Linked DNA regions of Homo sapiens: region 1 is linked to region 2. A link is an interaction called in ENCODE POLR2A ChIA-PET data of the cell type or tissue named here. Cell type or tissue: OCI-LY7. All regions are shown on one strand. Each heading gives the region's core, and the rest is flanking DNA. Links, peaks and the distances in the headings are about the cores only.

What was found. Peaks named below come from ENCODE experiments on the same cell type or tissue, not always from the same donor. Only the 100,000 strongest peaks of a DNase experiment are listed, where the experiment ranks them.
Region 1: POLR2A ChIA-PET joins it to region 2 with 11 read pairs; 2 of 35 experiments call an interaction of 5 or more read pairs at or near these places.

What each region holds. Positions count from the first base shown.
Region 1 is chr17:36,126,941-36,139,670 of GRCh38, forward strand. It overlaps LOC101927369 (a long non-coding RNA gene), which reads right to left. Exons shown (of 3, transcript XR_243796.5): 2 at 10,716-10,802. LOC107985055 (a long non-coding RNA gene) reads left to right here and starts at 8,211. Exons shown (of 2, transcript XR_001752867.2): 1 at 8,211-8,278; 2 at 10,685-11,196. In OCI-LY7, for the core only: CTCF peaks have their summits at 4,716 and 4,917; no DNase peak of the experiment used is centred there.
Region 2 is chr17:36,031,154-36,043,883 of GRCh38, forward strand. LOC105371746 (a long non-coding RNA gene) reads right to left here and starts at 9,674. Exons shown (of 3, transcript XR_001752856.2): 1 at 9,588-9,674; 2 at 6,893-6,983; 3 at 6,670-6,759. In OCI-LY7, for the core only: no CTCF peak of the experiment used is centred there; no DNase peak of the experiment used is centred there.

The sequences.
Region 1 (12,730 bases), core at 2,016-10,015, 95 kb after region 2:
AGCTTGCAACCTTTGAACACCCATCTTCTCAGGGAGTGACTTCACTACCCACCTGTTACTGCCCCTGCAGTTAAGCGGCAGCCCGAATTTCATACCTGCATAGGGATCTCAGCTGGGGGGTTGGTCAGCGGCTTCCAAGCACACTTTCAACATCTCTCCCAGAAGCTCTTCAAATCCTCTTGTCACTGAACCTCCAGGAGGCCCCAGATGGCCCCCAGCACACTACACCTGGCTTCATAGCTTACGCATTCACTCTGATTTTCTAAATGACACAGAGACGATTCATTTCTTTGGCCACTTTTCCTAAAGGTACCAGGAACATCCATGCCTTGTTGGGATTAGCAAAGTGCTAAAAAGTGTTCTTAAATGTCTCATGTTTGGCGATTACATCTCCAAGAAACCACTACTGTAATTAGAGAGAAACCAGCTGTGAGATAGAACAGGAACTGGCTCACCTGGGGGCACTCCCTGGAGACCTCGTATTTGTGTATACTTCCTGCCCTACTGTTTCTGCTCTGCCTTCCTTTCTGGTGACATTGAGGGTACAAATTGTTCCAGGTGTGTGCAGCACATCAAAGCCTAACTGGAAGAAGGCACAGTCTTCATTTTGGTGGCTTTTATCACCATGAGGATGAGGTGACCTGTGCTCACAGTCCTCCTTTCAGGATCGAGGGGAGCAGAGAAGTTTCCAGGCCGAGCCGTAGGCCTGGGGATCATCTGACACAGAGGCAGGCTGTGTCCCCACTGCATTCATCAGACCCACTTCCTTTGACCTACAAGAGGGATCACCCTGCATTTTCCATCCTTCTCATCAGATTGGGTTGGGTCTGACCGAAGTTGGATGTGGAGAGTAGGGTCACTCCTCTAGGTGGGGGATGTGCCCTCCATGTGGGAATCCAAGAGGGAGCAGCTCTGAGGTGAACACAAGGTATGTGCAGGGTGGGAAGATGGCTTGCTCTGAGCAGAGATTTTATAATATCTTCTTATGAGATGGAAAGAAGGGGGTTATGACAACGCAAATTTCATTCCTGCCAAGACTCTACAGACTTCAGAGCAGAGAGAATATTCTCCCAAGGGCCAGACTGTGAAAATGGGGAACTTAGAGTGAGAGTGGAATTGAAGAAGCTGAGGGAAGAACACAGAAGCGTGAAGGAAGAAATGGGACTCCTGCTGACAGTGAGGGCTCCTCATTGGCCAGCAGATCAGCATGCTGGTATTGCTGGTCTCTCCAGCCCACCATGACGTTATCGCATCATTCTGACTCTGCAGGACAGGCACAGCTGCTGTCTTCCTTACAGCCGAAGTCTTCCTCGGACTTAGTGAGGAAGGAACAGAGCACAACCAAAAAGCTTTCCATCTTATAGCCCAATGTCCTATGTCTTGCTCTATTTGGTTCATTAAATCTGATTCATCCAGACTATCTTGTGAAGTTTGTATCTTTCTTTGACATCAGTTATGATCCTCAGATGTCTTGGAAGCCCCCAGGAGCTCATGCTCCCCTGGAGATAGCAGCTTCTGTGGCTACTCAAATGTAATTTAGGGGAAAGGCTAAAATAAGTGAAGTCCTTACTTGTGCCCTTCCTGGCAATTTTGATGGGGGATGGGGCATACCACAGAACAGCCCAGCCTCTGTCTGTGGTACCCTGAGGCTTTCCTGCTCCAGGCTTTAGTGCCCCTTCCTATGCCAAAACAAACATGCCAGGATTTCTCCCCAGGATTGCTCACAATCTTTATAGCCACTGTTCGGGGTTCCAGGGAATATCCAAAGAAGCTATGAGTAACCTCATGACGATGGAAGTAGAGTGGCCTTGCTAACTGCTGACCTCCTTCTCCAGGAGGAACGGTTACACCTGCAGTTGACTCTAGCTTTAACGGCTGAGAGAATAAACACAGGCACACCTCATTTTATTGCTACCTCACTTTGTTGCACTTCACAGATACTGCACTTTTTTACAAATTGAAGGTTTGTGGCAACCTTGCATTGAGCAAGTCCATCAGTACTATTTTTTCCCAACAGCATGTGTTTACTCTGTGTCTCCAGTAATTCTCTCAATATTTCAAATTTTTCATTACTATTATGTGTTATGGTGGTCTGGGGTTAGTGATCTTTGATGTTATTATTGTAATTGTTTTGGGGTATCACAAACCATGCTCATGTAAGACAGTGTACTTAACCCATAAATGCTGTGTGTGTTCGGACTGCTCCACACACCAGCTGTTCTCCCATCTCTCCCCTTCTCCTCAGACCTCCTTATTCCCTTAAACACAAAAATATTGAAATGAGGCCAATGAATAACCCTACAATGACCTCTAAGTGTTCAAGTGAAAGGAAGAGTCTCACATCTCTTACTTTAAATCAAAAGTTAGAAATGCATAAGCTTACTGAAGAAGGCATGTTGAAAGCTGAGACAGGCTGAAAGCTAAGCCTCTTGCACCTGAGAGTCAAGTTGTGAATGCAAAGGAAAAGTTCCTGAAGGAAATTAAAAGTGTTACTCCAGTGAATATACAAATGATACAAAAGCAAAGCAGTCTTAACTGCTGATATGGAGGAAGTTCGAGTGTCCTGGATAGAAGATCAAACCAGCCACAACATTCCCTTAAGCCAAAACCTAATCAAAGCCCTACCTGTCTTCAACTCTGTCAAGGCTGAGAGAAGTAAGGAGGCTGCAGAAGATAAGTTTGAAGCCAGCAGAGATTGGCTCATGAGGTTTAAGGGAAGAAGATAGAGATGTACAAGTCGTCTCCATAACATAAAAGTGCAAGGTGAAACAGTAAGTGCTGATGGAGAAGCTGCAGCAAGTTATTCAGAACATCTGGCTAAGATCATTGATGAAGGTGGCTATACTAAAGAACAGATTTTCAGTGAAGACAAAAGAGCCTTCTGTTGGAAGAAGATGCAATCTAGGAATATTTTATTGCTAGAAAGAACTCAATGCCTGGCCTCAAAACTTCAAAGAATAGGCTGACTCTTGCTAAGAGCTAATGCAGCTGGTGACTTTAAGTTAAAGCCAGTGCTCATTTAGCATTTCACAAATCCTAGGAGCCTTAAGAATTATCCTAAATCTACTCTGCCCATGCTCTAAAAATGGAAAAATAAAGCCTAAACTACATCACATCTGTTGACATCATGATTCACTGAATATTTTAAGCCCACTATTGAAACCCACTACTCAGAAAGAAAGATTCCTTTCAAAATATTACTGCTCATTGACAATGCACCTGGTCACCCAAAAGCTCTGATAGAGGTGTACAAGGAGATGAATGCTCTTTTCATGCCTGCTAACACAACATCCATTCTGTAGTCCATGGATCAAGGAGTAATTTTGACTTCCTAGTCTTATTATTTAAGAAATCCACTTTGTAAGGCCAGAGCTGCCATAGATAGTGATTCCTCTGATGGGTCTGGGCTGTAAATTAAAAACCTTCTGGAAAGGATTCACCATTCCAGGTGCCATTAAGAACATTTGTGATTCACGGGATGAGGTCAAAATATCAACTTTAAGAGGAGTTTGGAAGTTTATTCCAGCCCTAGTGGATGACTTCAGTGGAGGAAGTCACCGCATATGTGGTAAAAATAGAAAGAGAACTAGAATTAGAAGTGGAGCCTGGAGATGTGACTGAATTGTTGCAATCTCCTGATAAAACTCGAATGAATGAGAAGTTGCTTCTTATGGATGAGCAAAGAAAGTTTTTTTTTTTTTTTTTGAGATGGAATCTACTCCTGTTACAGACGCTGCGACATTATTGGAATGACAACAAAAGACTGAGAATATTACACAAGCTTAGTTGATAAAGCAGCAGCAGGGTCTGTGAGAGGATTGATTCCAGTTTTGAAAGAAGTTCTGCTGGAGGCAAAATGCTATCAAGCAGCAGTGTATGCTACAGATAAATCTTTCATTAAAGGAAGGGTCAATCAATGTGGCAAACTTTATTGTTGTCCCACTTTAAGAAATCATCGGTGGGGCCTGGTGGCTCATGCCTGGAATCCCAGTATTTGTGGGGGCCAAGGTGGGCCAATCACTTGAGGCCAGGAGTTCAAGACCAGCCTGGCCAACATGGTAAAACCTCGTCTCTACCAAAAATACAAAAATTAGCCAGACGTGGTGGCACGTGCCTCTAATCCCAGCTACTCAGGAGGGTGAGGCGGGAGAATCGCTTGAATCTGGGAGGGGGAGGTTGCAGTGAGCTGAGATTAAGCCACTGCACTCTAGCCTGGGTGACAGAGTGAGACTTCATCAAAAAAAAGAAAAGAAAGAAAGAAAGAAAAAAAAAAAAAGAAATCACCACAGCCACCCCAACCTTTAGCAACCACCACCCTGATCAGTCAGCAACCATCAACATGGAGGCAAGACCCCCCAGCAGCAAAAAAAAAAAAAAAAAAAAAAAAAAAAAGAATTGCTGAAGGCTCAGATAATTGTTAGCAGTTTTAGCACTAAAGTATTTTTTAGATATAATACTATTGCACACTTAATAGTCTATAATGTAGTGTGAACATAACTTTTATATGTAAAGGGAAACTAAAAAAAAAAAACGTGTGACTCAATTTATTGTGATATTTGCTTTGTTGCAGTGGTATGGAACTGAATCTGCAATTTCTCCAAGATATGGCTGCAGTTGGATAACTTCCCTCCCTACGTACTCTTCCTATAACATACATAATTGTAAATTACATAAGCCCCTTTCCTTCCCCTGCCACTTGGTGGCTGGCTGACCACAAGAGCACCCATTATTCCCTTCTCTTTCTCAATGAACAGGATCCTGCCTTAGTCTAACACTGCTGAATGAGATTGTCTGTTTAATTCTGATTCTTAATATTTGTAATCTAAATTTTCTAAAGGTATTAGCTATGTCCTTCAAGTGAGATTTTTTATCAATGATAAAGGTAATATTTTGTCCCTCCTCTGCTGACTCCTTTGTAGGCTTCTCATTTGGTTCAAAACTCAGGCAGTGATAAAATGGTGTTATTATTGGGCCCTCTCAAAAACTGAAAGAGTGATGTTAATTGGTTTGTAATTTTAATGACGGCTGCCCTTTAAGGTGGGTTCTCTTTACTAGAGCCAATAAATTGATCTCCTGGTATCTGGAATGTTGCCAGCTATACATCTGGATATTTGCAATTCTAAGCCTAAATATCAGAAGCAAAAAGTTAAGTGTTTTCACCTTGCAGGGCTATCAGTATACTTTCGCTATCTTGCTTCATGGTCAGTTACTTCTGTGGCTCAATGACGGAATCTAGATTACAGTGATGTTAACCACTTCACCATCCCATTGAATATCCATCTGATCTAGTACATTTATGGCATTGTGCTGACAGGGCCTGGAGACAGATGAGGCAGATACCCTAGATGTTTTGGCAGGTCACATTAATTTCTTGGGATGAAACATAAATTTTATAAAAATTCAGGAAATTACTATCTCATGGAGGTTCCCCATGGGAGATGAAGTATCCCTGTGATCTAAACTTAACAAAATATTAGCTTTGAGTTATGTCAAGAAAAACCAATGTCTCTCTGGTTGACTCAAACTGAAATTTGTGTAGCTCTGACTCTTGGCCCTCATAAACCAATAGGTCTTTGATACACAAAATGTCTGGAGTTGCTCAGGAATGCTGTATAGAACCGGAAAACCCTGACAGAAGAATCACAGTGAAAGCCCCTAGGGTTTTGGAGCAAGTTCCTGTTCTCTGTGGAAAGTACCTACTCTTTTTTGTAGAACTAGCTAAAACTCTGAAAAGACTGAATGCCCAACCATTCATGTGTGACATTACCACCCATGTGAGCTGGGTGTTATCTGATCCACTTAGCCATCAAGTAGGGCATGTCCAGCAACACCCCGTCAAATGGAAAAGCTAAAAGTGTGACTGGGCCTGAGCAGACCCCAAGGCAGAAATGATCTGTGTGAATAGGTTGCTCACAGTCTCTGTGTATTTACTCCTGCCTCAATGTTATCTCTTCCTCAACCCATACTAAGTCCTGTGGTGAGAGGAGAACTCTCTCCAATTACTCCCAGTATTAGTTGATTCTGGGGCAGGGAGGACTGTGAGAACATAGCACCCTTTGAGCATTTGTAGGAGTTCACAGTTCTGGGAGCTAACCAGGCAAAAGGTTTTTATGCAAATAACTGAAACTGACCCTACTTATTGGAATGTTAAGAGTAGCATGGAAAATTGATAGGAAGGTGTGATAGGCAGCAAACAAAGGCGTCGGGCAATACAGAATATAGCTATGTACATGTCCATACAGCAAGAAGACTCTGACATGTGCCAATGCTGTATTAATACCCTGAATACTCACCACCACTGCTGGACTCCTGGCTGCATCAGCACTGCTGGGAATATTCCCAAACTCTGCCTGCATATTCGTACATTCCCTTGGATTCAAACCCTACCTAATATAATGCAGGTACTGCTGCATATGCCCCTGTACTACTGAAAATCCACTCATCTTGTCCCCAAAGACAGCCCAATACTTGCTATTTTCATTCAGCTCCAAGTTCAGGATCTCCTGATAGTGCCCACTTCATCTCTTGTTCTTTTGTGATCCTGTACTGATATTTCATATCCTATGAAATATACTAAAAGTCAACCACCACTAACTCACCTAGTTATAATAGTGAGAAAATGGGAGAAGAAAGAGAAAAGAAGATTAAATACAGAAACATATACCCAACAATAAAAAATGAAATATGGGTAGATGGAGAGTATTTCTGAAACTGGTTGTGAGGCTGTAGCTTATTGTAACAAATTCCTGCCTCCGCTTATCCAATCCATGTTCCCTTTGCCTTCAGCCACCCCCTCGATTGATTGGTGCAATTTTTTCTGGTGGAATGACTCAGATTTTTATTCTGGAGGAGATCTGAGCCCTTGATGACCCAACCTGTACAGAGTTATAGACATCTTTCATGAGCTTATACACACTGACACAGTAAAGCAAGGAGAGACCCCAGGAATAATCTGAGTTCCATTCATACTGTTTTTTCCACACTGTCTACATTGTACAGCAGTAGTGCTATTTCCTTTTATAGCTGGGAATAGTTGCTAAGTCAACAGAACATCCACTTTTTAGACTGCTGGCAATTTTCCAGGCTTTAGGCATGCTCTGGTGAAATCGTAAGCAAAGACTGCTCTTTTGTACTGGTCATGGCTACCTTTTACAAGTCCATCAGCTGTTTTTCAATTAACTTCGGTCTTCCTCTCAGGGGAATCAGATGATTAAGTTGATCCTCCCATGATACTCTGTGCTCATGGAAAATCAGAGAGCTGCCTCTGCCCTGCTCATGTTTAGGCATACTGCACCTCCAGTTTTGATATAGGGATGCCTCCTCTCCATGGTTACACTGTGGAACTTATCTATAAGACTTTCTATCATTGAGGGTCCTGCCTAAATAAATAAAAAAAAAAAACCTGGAATCTTCTACTCCAAGACCCCCAAACATGAAGGCAGGGTCTAGTTATACCCCATCCCAGGACTCTGGCCAGTGGGGCAAGAGTCAGGAGACAGCACTCTTACAATTACTTCTCACTCTCTTGCTCCCGATTGCATCTTCTCCCAAAATATTTGTATCTTAAATTTGGATTTTTACACCAGGCGAGGTGGCTCATGCCTGTAATCCCAGCACTTCGGGAGGCCAGGGTGGGTGGATCAGCTGAGGTCAGGAGCTCAAGACTAGCCTGGCCAACATAGTGAAACCCTGTCTTTACTAACAATACAAAAATATTAGCTGGGCATAGTGGTACATGCCTGTAATCCCAGCTACCCGGGAGGCTGAGGCAGGAGAATCGCTTGAACCCGGGAGGCAGAGGTTGCAGTGAGCTGAGATTGCACCACAGCACTCCAGCCTGGGTGACAGAGTGAGATTGCATCTCAAAAAAAAAAAAAAAAAAAAAACTTTTTTTTTTTTTTTGAAATTTTAGGAGCTACACATTTGCCAACCTTATTCTTCGGTCCCATCCTAACCATATTCACCTCCACCAGGGAACATATGGTAGCCACATATCTTATAGCCTGAATGGAGCCCTGGCACAGAGGAAAAAGAATGTTTGAAGAAAGAATTATTTGAATGTTTGAATGTTTGAAAAAGAATTATTACACCTCCACAACAGGCCCCATAGTATTTGTGTCCTTGCAAAACATATTATCTCTGTTCTGGGGTTCTAACATCCCTCTTCATGGTCAGAGAGATACATATTTGTCTTGAATCTGTGTCTTCAGAAGATCTTCCCAGTACATTGCTGTGTGAGTGTTGTGTCTGCAGCCCCAACTGCCTGCCCAAGGAAAAGGTGAGTACAATTGAGTCCCCATTCACTAGGGGCTCCTATTTAATCTCACAGCCTCTATATCCTAGGAAGTTGAATTAACCTGGAGGGAAGATTCTCCACCCACCTGGCATAGGTTGCAGATGGATTTTACACAATGGGAATTGGGGCAGGCAGGGTTGGAACATGGCCCAAAGTGTTGGGGGATCACTCTCCTGTGACCTGACACAGGTTCTATGCTCTGTCTCACAGCCTGAGAGAGAGAAAGCAAATTTTAGTCCACTTTAGCCCTACTGCATTGTCATCAAAGGAGACTTCACTCAGCAACTTGACATTGGGAGGGTGGACGTCCTCTTCCTTTCAGCCCTCCCCACCCCCAGCATACAGCTACAGGCTGCCGGGCTATCCTCTCACAACTCTCAAGGTGGTTGGCGAGTTTAGGCAGCAACTGCCAGTTAATAGCAGAAAGAGAAGCTAGGAAGAGGGAAGTCAGGGGCCCAGTGTATGCATGTGTGTGGGTTGGAGAAGGGTGCAAAGGTGATAAGAGAAGAGAAGAGTGGCATAAGGGCTTATGTTTGGCACCGTTAAGACTTACTGTGAACCTGACATGCAGAGATGGAGGGCCTCAAGAGGGTCTTTCTCTTGGTGGGATGGTTCTCTGATCACCTGTCCACTCCATCAGTGAAGGACGGGTCCCCCACTTTAAATAGTGTGAGATGGCTGAACCCATGACACCTGACACTGAAGAGATGAGATGAATAGCACATAGAATTAGTGTCACCTATACTCACAGCCTGAGGGAGGAGGATACTGCATGCCATGCAGTGACCCACAGAGGTTCCACTTGGGAGCAGGGTGAACCAGCAGAGGCTGTGGAAGGCAGGCTTTGCATTAGGATGGTGCAAGGGTAATCGTGGTTTTTGCCATTAAAAGTACTCCTGCAGGAAGATGTGATTAGCTTTTTTTGTGGGCTGACAGGGACTTGAGACTCATAGGTTAAGAACTGGGTGGGTGCAGCTGATCTGATAATAGAGGAACTAGCCAGGTGGGGAGCCTCTCCCACTGGGTGGTGGAGGGGGGAGCACATTCAAAGAGCAGGAGAACTCAGGGTTAGACCTTTGGACCCTGTGAGAACTTGAAAGCACTTTAAGGCAGCTCTTGAAGTTTTAGGCCTTACAATACAAATGGACCAAATGCCTTTGCCTAGTCTCTTTCTGTGGGAATCCAGCTTTCCCTTGTTGTAGGGATCCCTTTGTTCATAGAAATTATAGGGCAGCTGGCAGATTTTCATGCCTAATAGCTGCCCATGGTACACATTGAAGGCTGATTTGCTTCTAAACAATACTCCAACCAACACTCGTGTGGCAGGGCAATCATGAGTGCAGGGAGAGTTCACATGTGAGGACCTGGTAGGTGGGTAGTAGTGGATGAGGTCACAATGTGGTTGGAACTTGAACAGTATCCAGTTTCATTCCTAAAACAACCTTTTGAAATAGGTAGGCACCTGGACCTGCCAAAAGGAACCTATGGTATTTGTGTCAACATGTGCCCAGGAAACAAATCCTGTCTAGGGGAAAGAGATGCCAAAGCAATGGCTGTGGTCATGTGTGCAAAGTTGTTCCTGAAACAAGTAAAAGCCAGCCCCTGAGATGCTCCCAGGGGAAAATGACACATTGGTCTTCCTTAGGATAACCACAGGGAAGCAGGAATTGTTTTGACTATTCCAGGACTTTTGGCCACCTTATCTGAACTCTTCTGTTGTCCTGGCTTCCCTGAACCATGCTTAGAAGCATGCTAAGCAGTTAAGAAGAGATAGCTTGATCCTGGACATAGCTCAGTTGTCAATACAGCTGTCCAACTTCCATGGACTTTTGGGCTTATTTCAGTCTGACAACAGGGTGGGTGGTTGGCGAGGAGAGAAAGAAAAGGGACCAGCAATCATGGGGCAGCTGCTATGTGTTAAGTGCCCAAATAACAAAAAGACTATGAAAAGGTCACCATCCTCAAGTGCTTTCAGTCTAGTTAGGGAGATAGAGCCATAAAACAAATTAAAAAGCACGTAACAAGTGCACAAAGATCTGAGGAAGCAGTGCAGAGCGAGCAACTTTACCAAGAAGAGTCTTCAGAGAGGAAATAATAATCTGAGCTAGATCTTGACAAAGAGCAGGAGTTAACAGAGAGAAGAGGACAAGCCAGGCAGAGGAAGCAACAGTCACATCACCCTGGATGAGCCAAAGCCATAGAGATTTAGAGCATGGAGGATGTGGCAAGAGACTCCCCATAGGGTAGTGGCAGGGAGTAATCTGCAAGAGGAGGATCAAGACAGAGTCTGAAGCACCTTAAACACCCTGCTTGGATTCGAATGGGGCACCATAGTAGGTGTTTAAGCAGGGAATGGCTCATGATAAATTCTGTATTTTATGTCAACAGCAGTGATGACCGTGCAGGCGGAAGCACAGACCTTTATAAGAGTAGCCAGGTCACTTCTTCAGAAGATTCTTCACCCATCCCCAAGCCCTGGTTGTTCTTCATCCTTGGAGTTACAAGCCTGGAAGAAATAGCCTTATTTTAATTATTCAATTTTGGAAATTTCCACAGGCTAACTTTTAACCAGAAGATCTTGATCCTAAAAACTCTTATCCAGAATAAACTGTTCTGGCATTATCCAATCTGAGTCTTTATACTATGTAAGGTCTCTAAGGGGCCCTTTCTGGACTAGCAGCATCATAAATAGCATAAAAATAATAAGGCCCATGCATGTAGAAGCAATTCTGGGGATTCTAAGAAGACAAAGTCCCTCAAGTCCCTTCCTACATCCTTAGTGGCCTCTGAATTACTGCCCTCTGTCTAAGGGTGAGTGGGGCTTACCCTCTGCTTAGCCTCCACGGGAAGAGAAAGATTGTATTTGTGTTTTCACGCTGCTAATAAAGACATACCTGAGACTGGGTGAATTATTTTAAAAAGGATTAATGGACTCAGTTCCACATGGCTGGGGAGGCCTCACAATTATGGCAGAAGGCGAAAGAGGAGCAAAGGCACATCTTACATGGTGGGAGGCAAGAGAGAATGAGAGCCAAGTGAAAGGGGTTTCCCCTTATAAAACCATCAGATCTCATGAGATATATTCACTAACAGTATGGGGGAAACCACCTCCATGATTCAATTATCTCCCCCTGGGTCCCTCTTACAACATGTGGGAATTATGGGAGCTACAATTCAAGATGAGCTTTGGGTGGGACACAGCCAAACCATATCAAAGATGTAGGGTAGGCTGTAGGGCAGACTGAGGGAGCACCAAAAAGTGGGGGTCAGAGCTGGGTCATAGAGAAGGAATGAAGAAGTCGGCCGGGTGCGGTGGCTCACACCTGTAATCCCAGCACTTTGGGAGGCTGAGGCAAGCAGATCACTTGAGGTCAGGAGTTCCAGACCAGCCTGGCCAACATGGTGAAACCACATCTCTACTAAAAATACAAAAATTAGCCGGGCATGATTGTGCATGCCTGTAGTCCCAGCTACTCAGGAGGCTGAGGCAGGAGAATTGCTTGAACCCAGGAGCAGTAGGTTGCAGTGAGCCAAGATCGCACCACTGTACGCCAGCCTGGGTAACAGGCTGCCACTGCACTCAGCCTGAATACTGATTTTTATTAGTTTTCAGATAGCCCGGGGATCAGCAAACTACAGCCCACAGGCCAAATCCAAGCCACCTCCTGGTTCTGCACATCCCATGAGTTAAACTGATCTTTGCATTTTAAAATGTTTAAAATACAAAGAGACACATATACTAATAATATTTAGTGATATGTAAGATAATATGGAATTCAAATTTTAGTGCTCATAAAGTTTCATTTGAACATAACTACACTCATTAGTTTCCATATTGTCCATGGCTGCTTTCAAGTCACAATGTCAGAGTTAAGGGGTCACAACAAAGACTGAATGGCCTGCAAAGCCATATCTACTTCCTGCCCTTCACAGAAAAAGTTTGCTGACCCCTAGTCTAGATCCAGAAAATGAAAAAAAGATATAATTTCAGAAAACTACATTGTATGATATAACACAAATGGATAAATAGGTTTTCTATCTCCAGTAGCATTTTTTAATCCTTCCCTTCCTCCCACAAAAAAATTTATAATTAAAAAATATAAAAAGTCACTCTGGAAACAAAACAAACAAAAAGTCAGTCAGAGATCAGAAAACAGCCCAAATATGTATCCTGACTTTAATTCAAATATGTCTCAGCCCAAATATACATTCCAAATGATCTTGACCTTAACCCAAGCATCAGATTGAAATATTTTCAGAATATTATCAGGACAAACACACATATACAAAAATGCATATCACTATTGATCAGATGATAGATAGATAGATAGATATACAATATCTCTAGAAGAGAACCCAAGAAATTATAATAGTGGTTCTTCCTGGAAAGATAATGGGGTGGGAGGTATTGGAAGTCAAAATGGGGAGGAAAAT
Region 2 (12,730 bases), core at 3,274-11,273:
CGCCCTTCCATTTAAAAGTAAAATATTTCCTTGTTAAGAAGACATGTGGTTGGATTATTGCTTCTGCTTTTCACAAAGCCATAGAGTAAAAGCCAAGCCTCAGGATCTGGAGAGGAGGGATGAGGTTGAATTTTATGATCTATACTTCTCTCTTGGCAGCCAGGCAGGATTTGAGGGAGCAGGACCCTGTTAGAGATGAGGCAACCCAGGGAGCTGGAAAGAATATGGTGACTGCCTGGACACATGGAAAGGAATACTGCATAGGCTCTGCCACTGGGTTAACTGTAGTTGGGATTGAAATTTACAAAATAGCCCTGAGTGTCTGCCATACCAGGCAATGAGGGACAGAGGACAAGTGAGCAGCATCCCTCTGCCCCCTGCACTCATGCGTCCATCAATAAGTTGGTTCTTTCTAAAGAATATCTGCAATCTGTTGCCTCCTCTCCATTCTCAGTGCCCCTGCCTTAGTTCAGTCTTTTACCTGGACTATTGCAATGGTCTCCTAATTGGTCCCCCTGCTTCCCTTCTTGCTCCCCTCAAACCCGTTCTCTGTCCTGAAGCCAGAGTACTCTTTCTAAAACCCAAATCAGGCCATGCCCATCTACTGACAACCTTTGGCTTACAAGGCTCTGACAGGTCTACTGTTCTCGCTGAACTTCCAGTCCCACTGGCCTTCTTTTCATTAGGCAAACACAATCACCCCAGGGCCTTTGCCTTTTCTGGTTTCTCTGCCTGGATGCTTTCCTACCTCTGGCTTGTTTTATGGCTGAATCTTCCTCATCTTGTAGGGCTCAGATTAATTGTCACCTTCTTAGAGAGGCCTCCTCTGACCTTTCCTAAAGAACCCACACACCATAGCCTGTTTTAGGTCTTTCAAAGCATTGGTTACCATTGGAAATTACTTTGTATACTTGTTCGCTTGAGGATCATTTCCCCCTTTCCCATTCCACCCCCTAGAATGTAAGCTCCTGAGGGCTGGGATGGTACATGTCTAGGTTACCCCAGTATCTGGCACTGGGAGCAGTGCCCAATAAATGTGGAATGAGGGTGTCACAGGCTGTGGTGTGTCAGAGGAGGTGGAGATGGGCCACTTTGGTCTGGGAGGATCGGAGAAGATGTAGCATTTGACAGAAATCTTGAAAAGCAGACAGAGAAAGCAGGAGAGAGAAAGCAGAAGAGAAAGTGGAGTTTGCAAACTCCATGGATAGAAAGAACCATGAGAGACAAATGCCTAGAAGTAAGAAATCCATATTTGGGTTTGCGGTTTGGCCATACAATCTAACTTTCAAGGAGCAGATCTATATCTAATATGCTGCATATTATTTCAAGGCCACCCAAAGTCCATATATAGGGGCCCTAGTCCCCACCTCATGGGTCCTTCTAAGCTTTTTGCTTCACGTGCCAACTCCCTCCTCTCCAGCCTGACTTGCTGGAGTCCAGTGATCCAGCTGGGTCCAATACAGCTTTCTTCCAATATCCTTCTTTACTTTCTCCAAAGCTCAAGTAACATGTTCACAAGTCAATGTCTAATATTGCTACCAACAGCTCACTGGGTCCCTGAGCCTCCACATACCCCAAAGAGGGTGTCAGAGCCAAGCTTCAGAATAGAATGGAATTCAGCACAGTGGAGGAGATCAGGAAAAAACTGTCATTGGGGATTAATCTCAGGGCAGGACAGCTACCATGCAGTGGCGGGGGCTGTGGGATTAGCGGTTGGCCATGACTAGATCCTTTCTCTCCATGCTCAGAGTGTTTCAGCTCATCCAATTAACCCTGAACTAATGTTTACCTCAAACCCAAGCAGGCGAGACATTTACTTGTGTCTAAATTATGAGTCAAGGGGTAGAAGGATCAAAAATGGAGGAATGCAAAAGCTGAGGAGGGATCATCCCATCTTTCTTCCATTCTCTGGTAAATTTGGGGGCTTTTGTCTCCTTCCCGAAGGATGAGCTCCAACCAGGGTCAGAGCAAGACCTGAGTGGTCCTAGGCTCTAAAAAGGTTATTCTGTGTTTCAGCATGTAATTTCAAATACCCAATACTAACTGAAAAGTAATGATAAGACTGTATAAGGGACTTTTGATTTTTTTAAATAATAGCCACTTTGATCACTGTGTACATGCATGAAGTTGCAAATATTGTATTCTTTCAAAAGCATTATTTGTTGATTTCCTAAGCACCTGCCGGTTGCCTATTGGGCAATGCAGCACTGATTCCATTCACTTGGACTCCCAAGTCCACCCCACCCCACTTCTAGCAGCCTCCTTTCAGCCTTCTCCTTCCCTTCCCCACCATGCTGCTCCATTTACTGGGAACTGCTTCCACCTGGAAGACTCCAGCCCAGGCCAGAAAGCCCCCAGGCTGGCCCTCTACTGCCTCTCCCTGTGTCTGCAACACCTGGCAGGTGCTCTGACGGTTGGTGCTTCTCTCAACAGTCTCCATCCCACTGAGTCTGATTAATGGAGTGAGACTCACAGGGTGGTGGGTTTGGGACACACTTCATGAATTAGACAGATAATAATGTATCACATACTTGCATGGGATCCTCCAGGTGATGTAGCAGCACTTACTGATGTTGTCATTCATATCTGGAAAGAAGCAGGTGGAAGTAGGGCTAAGCCATGCTCTAGGAGACTCAGACATGCTACTCCGTGCACCAAGAATGGGAGGCAATGCCTTTCACTCAGACAAGAAACACACCTAAAGCCAAAATACTAAATTACCTACAGCCACTGGAATCTGCCATTTCTCTTGTGTAAGTTGTTCATCATCATTGAATAATAAACCCACTCACACTTTATCCCTACCAGGAACCTCACTCTCGCTTGACCAAATCCACTATCCTTTTTTTTGTGTAGGAGAAAAAATAAGGATCTTTATTTGTGAAGGAGTTAAGAATATGCCGCCCAAAATTCACTGTTCTGGCATATTTTAAATTAAAGGCATGTAAAAAAAGAACCCAGCAGGTGCAAGAAGATCCTTCTTTATTTTGACCTTTATTGTCTTTATCAAAGGCAGGAAATGAAATGCCCATGTGAAAGATGTCCTCCTTATACCGAAAGAAAAATAATATTCTTATTAAGGATGGGAAGCTGAAGCCGAGAGAAGTCTACACAAACAAACCTTATCACCTTAGTCATTTCTGTACCCAATTAATCACCCAGCGCAGCCCCTTTGCCTTATCACATTTCACAACTTCCTATTTTTTGTCCAATTCAGTGTATAAGTAACTGACCCTAACTGCTTCTTTGAGTTTCTGTTCCTTATGAGGGATCTTGTGTCATGTAAAACTTGTATTAACTAAATTTGTGTACTTTTCTCCTATTAATCTATCATATGTCAATTTAATTCTTGAGTCCAGGTGGGATCTTAAGAAAATGGAGATGGATTTTTGCCTCTCCTAAGTTTGGTAGGTGCTTTCTATATAATGTGTTATTTAATTCTCCCCTAAACTCTAAGAGGTTGATGTTCTTGTTCCATTAGGAACATAAACTTGGCAAGCCTTGGTAAGGTTAAGGAACTTGTTGGCGTTAACCCATTGTTAAGTGGCTGAGACCTGAAACCGGGATGTCAATTCCAAGTCCCAAGACTTAACTTCTTCACCAACATTACTAACTCGTTTGGCTGCAAGTGTCATTTACCCTCTGAATGAGTTTCCACACCTGTGAAGAGGAGATTGATGCTTTCTCTCTGGCAGGGTAGTTGTGAGATTAGAAATAATGTATGTAAAGCACAAACCTGGCATGACTACCATTTTTATTAAGCATTTATTCTGTGCCAGGTGGTGTTCTATGAGCTTAAATGTATGTATTAATTAATTTAACCATCACAACAAACTTGCATTGTAGATGTTATTATCATCTCCATTTTATAGAGAAGCAAACCAAGGCATAGAGAAATTAGGTAACCTGTGAAAGCCACATGGGAGAATAAGTGATAGCTATTATTTTCAAAATTGTGATTTCCCATGCATCAAGCCCTTTCTTTGTCCTTCCTTGAGAGCCTCTCTCCTTAATTTAAGCTACCAGGGAAGGAGCAGCCCAAGAACTAGCCCATTCTGGCTCTTGCTTTTTTCACGGGAGGTTTTACTTTGCTTTTTTTTTTTTTTTTTTTTTTTTTTTAGGTAGGGCCTTGTTCTGTCATTCAGGCTGGAGTGCAGTGGCACAATTATGGCTCACTCCAGCCTAGACCACCTGGGCTCAAGCAATCCTCCCACCTCAGCCTCCTGAGTAGCTGAGACTACAGGAGTGCACCAGTATGTCTGGCTAATTTTTAAAATTTTGTAGTAGAGATGAGGTGTTACTATGTTTCCCAGGCTGGTTGTGAACTCCTAGGCTCGAGTGATCCTCCTGCCTCGGCCTCCCAAAGTGCTGGGATTACAGGCATAAGCCACCACGCCCAGACCTGTTCCACCTTGATTATTCTGTTTCTAGCCCAGTCTCAGGGCACCCTCATGAATCTCACATAGAGTTAATGTTTAGAAATTACCCGATATTGAATTACAACTTTATGACTCCAAATATTGATTTTGAAGATAATAAAACTGTTTAAGTTACAATAATGATGAGGAAATAATTTTTTCAGGTCATAAAGAATCTTTTGTTTTTATGGTAACTTTTTATTTTAAAATAACTTTACACTGACATAGAAATTGCAGAAATAGTACATAAAGTTTCTGTGCAATCTTGACTCAGCTTCCCCCAATGGGAAGCTTATAAAACTTCATATACAACCGTATAAAAAATGCATTATGATCATCAAAACTAGAAAATTGACAGTTCTACAATATCATTATCATTATTATTTTTTGAGACAGAGTCTTGCTCTGTCACCCAGGCTGGAGTGCAGTGGCACCATCTTGGCTCACTGCAACCTCCGTCTCCTGGGTTCAAGTGATTCTTCTGCTTCAGCCTCCTGAGTAGCTGGGATTACAGGTGCTCACCGCCATGCTTGGCTAATTTTTGTATTTTTAGTAGATATGGGGTTTCTCCATGTTGACCAGGCTGGTCTTGAACCCCTGACCTCAAGTGATCCGCCTGCCTCAGCCTCCCAAAGTGCTGGGATTACAGGCATGAGCCACTGCGCCCAACCAGCCATCGTGCCCGGCCTCTACAATATTATCAACAAAACAGATCTTATTAAAATTTTACCAATTTTTACATGCAGTCATTTTTCGTTGGTGTATAGTTGAATCATATGATCCCTTGGGTGTCTATGCCAACTTCTGGCCTCCCACATCTAAGTTACTGAATCATCTGCCTCCCATGTTTTGGTAAATAACATTCACCCTCCTCCCAGAGCTGCGGTCTTGCTTGACTGGCCCCACTTCCCCTATTCAAAGGAGAAAGGCTGGAGTTGCAGAAGGAGGCATGGGGAGAATTATGGCTTTATTTTTTATTAGACTATTCTTATTTTAGTAAAGTTGTTTTTGCACACTGGCTCATGCAGCAGTGTATATAGTTATGTGCCACATAATGATGTTTTTATCAATGACAGACTACATATATGACACTTAACAACATGCATATGTTCTGAGAAATGCTTTGTTAGGCAATTTCATCATTATACAGACATCATGTACTTACACAAACCTAGATGGTGTAGCCTACTACACATCTTATTATAAGATTATAATACCATAATTTGTTCAGCAGCAATACATTAAACAAAAATTATGCTACCTTATTTTTACTGTACCTTTTCTATGTTTAGGTATGTTTAGGTACACAAATACTCACCACTGTGTTACAACTGCCTACAGTATTCTGTACAGTAGCATGCTGCACAGGTTTGTAGCCTAGGAGCAATTGCTGTACCATATAGGTGTGTGGCAGGCTCCACCATCTAGGTTTGTGTAAGTATGTGATGTCTGTACAATGAAATTGTCTAATGAAGCATTTCTCAAAACCTATGCCCATCGTTAAGCAACATACGACTGTATCTGTTTCCTGAATTTAATTGTTTCCCCGGCTGATTCCAGAGTATTTTCTATTGACCATTGACTATGAGGCCCTCTGTCTACACCCTTCCCCAGATGTTCATTGCTTCCAGAGAAGGAAATGGGGTTGGTCCAGCTTGATTCGGCCTAACTGCACCATGCTGACTTGCAGTGACTACTTCCTTTCTGAAGTGCCAACAAGAGGTTTTTTAAAATAAGAATTATAGGCCGGGCATGGTGGCTCACACCTGTAATCCCAGCACTTTGGGAGGCCGAGGCAGGCGGATCACGAGGTCAGGAAATCAAGACCATCCTGGCTAACAGAGTGAAACCCCGTCTCTATTAAAAATACAAAAAAATTAGCTGGGCATGGTGGCGGGCGCCTATAGTCCCAGCTACTGGGGAGGCTGAGGCAGGAGAATGGCGTGAACCCGGGAGGCGGAGCTTGCAGTGAGCCGAGATCGCACCACTGCACTCCAGCCTGGGCGACAGAGTGAGACTCCGTTTCAAAAAAAAAAAAAAAAAAAGAATTGTATAGGTATATGTAGAATCTTGACTAGTCTAGAGGCAGCTGACCACTCTGAAGTTGATGGAGTCTATCGTCTATTTTCTTTCTCCCTCCTTTTTTGGAAAGCTGGGTGCTATTTTCTCATCTTCAATATTCCACAACCTGTCTGCCTCCCAAGAATCTGCAAAGATCATCAATCTCTACCATGTGTTTTCTCAGCTGATAGAGAGGACTTCATCCAAGTCAAGGGACTGAGAAGCCACCCATCTTGGGCTTCGATTTCTTCGTATCTTTGGGAATTATCCCCATTCTAGCCTATAATGGACAGAGAATGAATGAATAAAAATTGGAGACCACATGTTCTGCTTTATCCCTTCCATCTGTTCAGTTAACACTCTTTATTCATTTACTCATTCATTTATTCTGTAAATATGTATTGAATACATACCATGAGCAGAGCACTGGAGATTCAGCTGCAAACAAGATGCATAGGGCCTTCTGTGAGTTTAAGCAAACAGTAAGCCTCTGGCACCTTCTTCCTAAAGTAAAACAAAGCAAACACTTTTACCATCATTCACTATTAAAAAAGCAACACTATGGAAAAATTTTGAAAATATTTAAGCAAAAAGAAGTCAGCAAAAATCCCCTGTGATCCCACAATAACATTCTTAGATGTGTCTTCATCTTTTTTCCCTGTTTGCTTTCTCCCTACGTGGGATCATACCAAAAAAAGTCATATTCCATGTTTTCACAAGTTGTGTACAATTTCAATTTCATTGTAAAATTCTTATATGCAATTTAAAATAATTTTTAACAAAAAAGATGCCTGCTTTTTAACAGAATTTTTAAGAAAATCAAATAAATGAAAAAAATCTCTTTACTATCAATATTTTGATGTGTAAGTTTCAAGTCATGTTTTTGTATGTAGTCATTATGTATAATACAGATATACAGTTAAACAAAAATGAGGTAATAATAACTGTTCTTTTCTACAGCCTGATTTTTACAGGTTTTTTTTTTTTGAGACGGAGTTTCACTCTTGTTGCCCAGGCTGGAGTGCAATGGCGCGATCTTGGCTCACCACAACCTCCGCCTACCGGGTTCAAGTGATTCTCCTGCCTCAGCTTCCTGAGTAGCTGGGATTACAGGCATGCATCACCACACCTGGCTAATTTTGTATTTTTAGTAGAGACGGGGTTTCTTCATGTTGGTCAGGCTGGTCTCGAACTCTCGACCTCAGGTCATCCGCCCTCCTCGGCCTCCCAAAGTGCTGGGATTACAGGTGTGAGCCACTGCGTCTGGCTAGCTTTTTTTTTTAATTATTTTTTTTGAGATGGAGTTTCGCTCTTGTTGCCCAGGCTGGAGTGCAATGGCACGATCTCGGCTCACTGCAATCTCTGCCTCCTGGGTTCAAGTGATTCCCCTGCCTCAGCCTCCCGAGGAGCTGGGATTACAGGCATCTCACACCACGCCTGCTAATTTTTATATTTTTAGTAGAGATAGGGTTTCACCATGTTGGCCAGGCTGCTCTCAAATCCCTGACCTCAGGTGATCTGCCCACCTTGGCCTCCCAAAGTGCTGAGATTATAGGTGTGAGCCACCATGCCTCGCCCATAGTTTTATTTATATATTTGTTTATATATATATATAAATATTATTTATATATTTGTTTATATATATATAAATATTATTTATATATTTGTTTATATATATATAAATATTGTTTATATATATATTTATATATAATATATATTTTTATTTATATATTATATATAAATATATATAGAATATATATATAATATTTATTTATATATAATATATATGTATTTTAAATTATATATAATATATATTTTGATATTAACTAGGCATAAAATATGGACTGAGAATAAAGAGTAGCAATACAACAAGCATCCCTGTACCCGATGCCTGGGATGGTCCCTGAGTGGTCATTTCCACAGAGTGATCTCTCTCCTGAATAATGTTTATAATATACTCTTGCCTTTCTGATCATTTCACCATATAGATTTGAATATTAATATATTTAACTTTGTATGTTTTTAAACTTCATTTCATTTTTTTGAGACAGGATCTCACTCTGTCACCCAGGCCGAGGGCAGTGGCACGATCATGGCTCACTGCAGCCTCGACCTCCCTGAAATCAAGAGATCCTCCCACCTCATCCTCGCAAGTAGCTGGGACTACAAGTATGTGCCACCATGCCTGGCTGGTTTTTGTATTATTTTTGTAGAGATGGGTTTTCATCATGTTGTCCAGGCTGGTCTTGAACTCCTGGGCTCAAGCGATTCGCCCACCTCGGCCTCCCAACGTGTTCGAACTGCAGGTGTGAGCCACTGCTCTGGGCTGTTTTCAAACTTACATAAATGGAATTATTATATGTTTTATTCCATAGCTTTTTTTCCCTCTCAACATTATGCTCCTGAGATTCACACTATTTACTATATGTAGCTGTAATGTGCTTGCTTTCGTTCCTGGTAATATTTTGGTTTATGAACATACCGTGATTTATTTTCCATTTGCCCCTTTTATTTTTGCTAGTGCCAACAGCACTGATTGGAGTATTCTTGTGTATGTTTCCTGCTGTGAACGTGCAAGGGTAACTGTGGCTCTCTCTAGGAGTGTGACTGCTAGGTCATCGGCCATGCACACCTTTGCTGCAACAAGATGACAATGGTATTTTCCAAGGTGGGAGGACAAATTCACACTCCCTGCAGCAGTGTGTGCATGTCAGTTGCTCCACATCTTCACTAATATGAATACTTTTCAAACTAGTGTTTATTAAATTTGGAGCTAGAGAGACAGGGAGACAAGGAGACAGGGAGGGAGGAAGTTAGGAAGGGAGGAAGTGAGGAAGCAAGGAAGAAAGAAAGAGAGGAATATTTTATTCTTTCAAAGCCTGAACCCAGCACTGGCTACTCATAGTCAATAAATATGTGCTGGTTTGATGAATTTCTTACAATGTCTGCCTAGATAGCTCATTGCAGCCATGAAATGGAGTCAATCCCTTTGTGACTGAAGGGGAAAGGTGGAGGGAGACAAGAGAAGGCCATCTGACTTCCCAGAACATTTAGTAAACAACACAATTCACAATCAAAAAGGGATTATAAGTAAAATAGCATACGTACATTTAAAATGAAGTTAGACCCCCAGATCTGGAATCAGTTTCTGAGGTTGCAGAGACTTTTGCCTGTTTTGGGTCCCTGTGCCCAATCTGTTCACATCTCTAGCACTTTTCTTGCTGGGTCCAGACCTTGCCGGGGTTTAATTCCAGTTGCTGATGTATTCCTGGACCCACACCTTGCTGGAGTTGGCATAGACCTTTCCAGTCTCCTCTGTGGAGGAAGCAATGGTAAGAGAGAGAAGTGAATAAAGAAGAGACAATCCTGCAGCAGAATGCCTGTAACCTCCCCATGTTTCTCTACCCTGGGGATCTCAGAGACAGTTTATTTTCAGAGCCAGGAGCATCCCGCAAATCCCAAGACCTAGACGATGATGATGATGATGATGATGATGATGATGATGATGATGATGATGATATTATTATTTTTGAGAAGGAGTCTTGCTCTGTCGCCCAGGCTGGAGTGCAGTGGCGCTATCTCGGCTCACTGCAAGCTCTGCCTCCCGGGTTCACGCCATTCTGTCTCAGCCTCCGGGGTAGCTGGGACTACAGGCGCCCGCCACCATGTCCGGCTAATTTTTTGTATTTTTTTAGTAGAGACGGGGTTTCACCGTGTTAGCCAGGATGGTCTCGATCTCCTGACCTCGTGATCCGCCCGCCTCGGCCTCCCAAAGTGCTGGGATTACAGGCGTGAGCCACCGCGCCCAGCCCCAAGACCTAGATTTTTTAAAAAATTGTTCATGAGTTTCTTCTCGGGTTGACTTCCCTCTGCTATCCTTTCCTTTCCTCTTCTCTGCATGAAGGTGGCTCTTCCTTGGCTCCCTACAGGCTGTGGGTCCATGCAGAAAACACCACAGGGACCTATCCCTATGTCCTGCATGTCTAATGAGTTCCTGGAGGTCTGGGTGTCCCAGGTTCCCCCTCCATCTCTTGAGTCTTGGGGGCTGTGTGTCCCTCCATGTCTCTCCCCTACGAGTGGCAAGAGGGCTACACCTACATGCTGAGAGCATCCACTGCTGGTCTCTAATGCAAATTTGTGAATAACCTACTGGAAAATGTTTGAGAAGCAGCAAGAGTTTATTAATTTTATCAATCTTTCCAATGACTCATTTTGACTTTGATGATTTTCTTTTTCTTAGTCTGTTTTCTGTTTCAGTGAATAACAATCTTATTATTTTCTTTCTTCTGTTTCCTTTGGGTTCAGTTTCCTCAACTCTTCCTAGCTTCTTAAGGTGGAAGCTTCATTCTTTTATTTTACACCTTTCTTCTTTTTGAATAGAAGCATTGAACGCTACAGATTCTCTTCTAAGTGCTGCTTCAGCTTCATAATGCCGTAGTTTTTCATGTGACAGGTTTTCATCATTCAGTTATTTTCTAATTTCCCTTGTGATTTCATCTTTGTCCCACAGATTATTTAGAATTACATTCTTTATTTGCAAATATTTGGGGGGGGGTTAAATATCTTCTTGTTATTGATTTCTAATCAAATTCCATTATAGTCAGAGAATATACTCGGTATTATTTTGATTCTTGAACATTTACTGAGACTTGTTTCTTGGGCCAGCATACAGTGTGTCTTGGTGAATTTTCCATGTGTATATGAAAAAGTATGTATTTTTCACTTGTTGGATGTAATAACCTATAAATGTCGGTTAGGTCCATTTGGTTCATTGTGTTAAGATTTACATATCCTTATTGATTTCTGTTTATTTAGCAGTTACTAAGAGTTGGGTACTAAAATCTCCAGATATGATTGGGAAGTTTTTGTTTCTCCCTTTAGTTCTTTCAATATTTGCTTCATGTATTTTGAAGTTCTTATACTCATTAAGACTCATATCTTCTCGATGAGTTGATCCTTTTATTAGGAAATCTCTCTCTTCTTCTTTAGTAATATTCTTTTTCTTGAGGTATACTTCGTCTGATATTAATACAATTTTCTGATGCTTACCATTTGCATGGTGTACCTTTTTCTTTCTTTCTTTCTTTCTTTTTGTTTTTTTTTTTTTTTTTGAGACAGAATCTCGCTCTGTCCCCCAGGCTGGAGTGTAGTGGCGTGATCTCCGCTCACTGCAAGCTCCATCACCCGGGTTCACGCCATTCTCCTGCCTCAACCTCCCGAGTAGCTGGGACTACAGGTGCCCGCCACCACACCTGGCTAATTTTTTATATTTTTAGTAGAGACAGGGTTTCACCGTGTTAGCCAGGATGGTCTCGATCTCCTGACCTCATGATCCACTTGCCTCTGCCTCCCAAAATGCTGGGATTACAGGCGTGAGCCGCCATGCCTGGCCTGGTGTACATTTTCCAATCCTTTTCTTTTCAACCTTTGTGTGTCTTTAGATTTAAAATTCGTTTTTTAATAAACAAAATATAGTTGGGTCTTGCTTTTTTTGAAAACTAGTCTGGTGAGATTAATCCAGTCATGTTTAATGTAATTATTGATACGGTTGGGTTTAACTCTAACATTTTGGCATATAAGATGTATGTATATGTGTGTATATATCTTTATTGAGGTATATAATTGACACAAAATAAACTGCCTAAATTTAGAGAGTATAATTTGATAAGCTTTACCATATGTGTATACCTGTGAGACCATCTCTGCAATCAAAATAATGAACATGGCCATGACCCTAGAGAGTTTCCTCATGCCCGTTTATAATTCCTGTCTTCTACCAACTCCTCCTGAGTGAACAACTGATCTACTTTCTGTCACTGTAGATTATTTTGCATTTCCCAGAAATTTATATAAATGGGATCCCACAGTACATATTTTTTTTGATCTGGCTTCTTGTACTTAGCATGATTATTTTGAGATTTTTCTATATTTTTGCCTTTAAAATTTTACTTTATTTGTTCCTTTTCTTTTCTTATTTTTTTGTGACTCAAATATCTTTTAGTATCTCTTTTTATTTTTTGCTTGATTTTATACTACCTTATAAATAATAAGAGGCTCTTACCACAGTATTCAACAATTTTCCCCATCCCATGATTTGCACTTTTGTCTTATAAACCAAAATAACACTAATGCTATTTTTGCTGAAATGGTTGATATTATTATATAATATTATTATTTTATGTAAAGATGCTAAAATAGAATCTTTAATATTTACCTAGATATTTCCTTTTCTTAGTTCTCTTTATTACTTT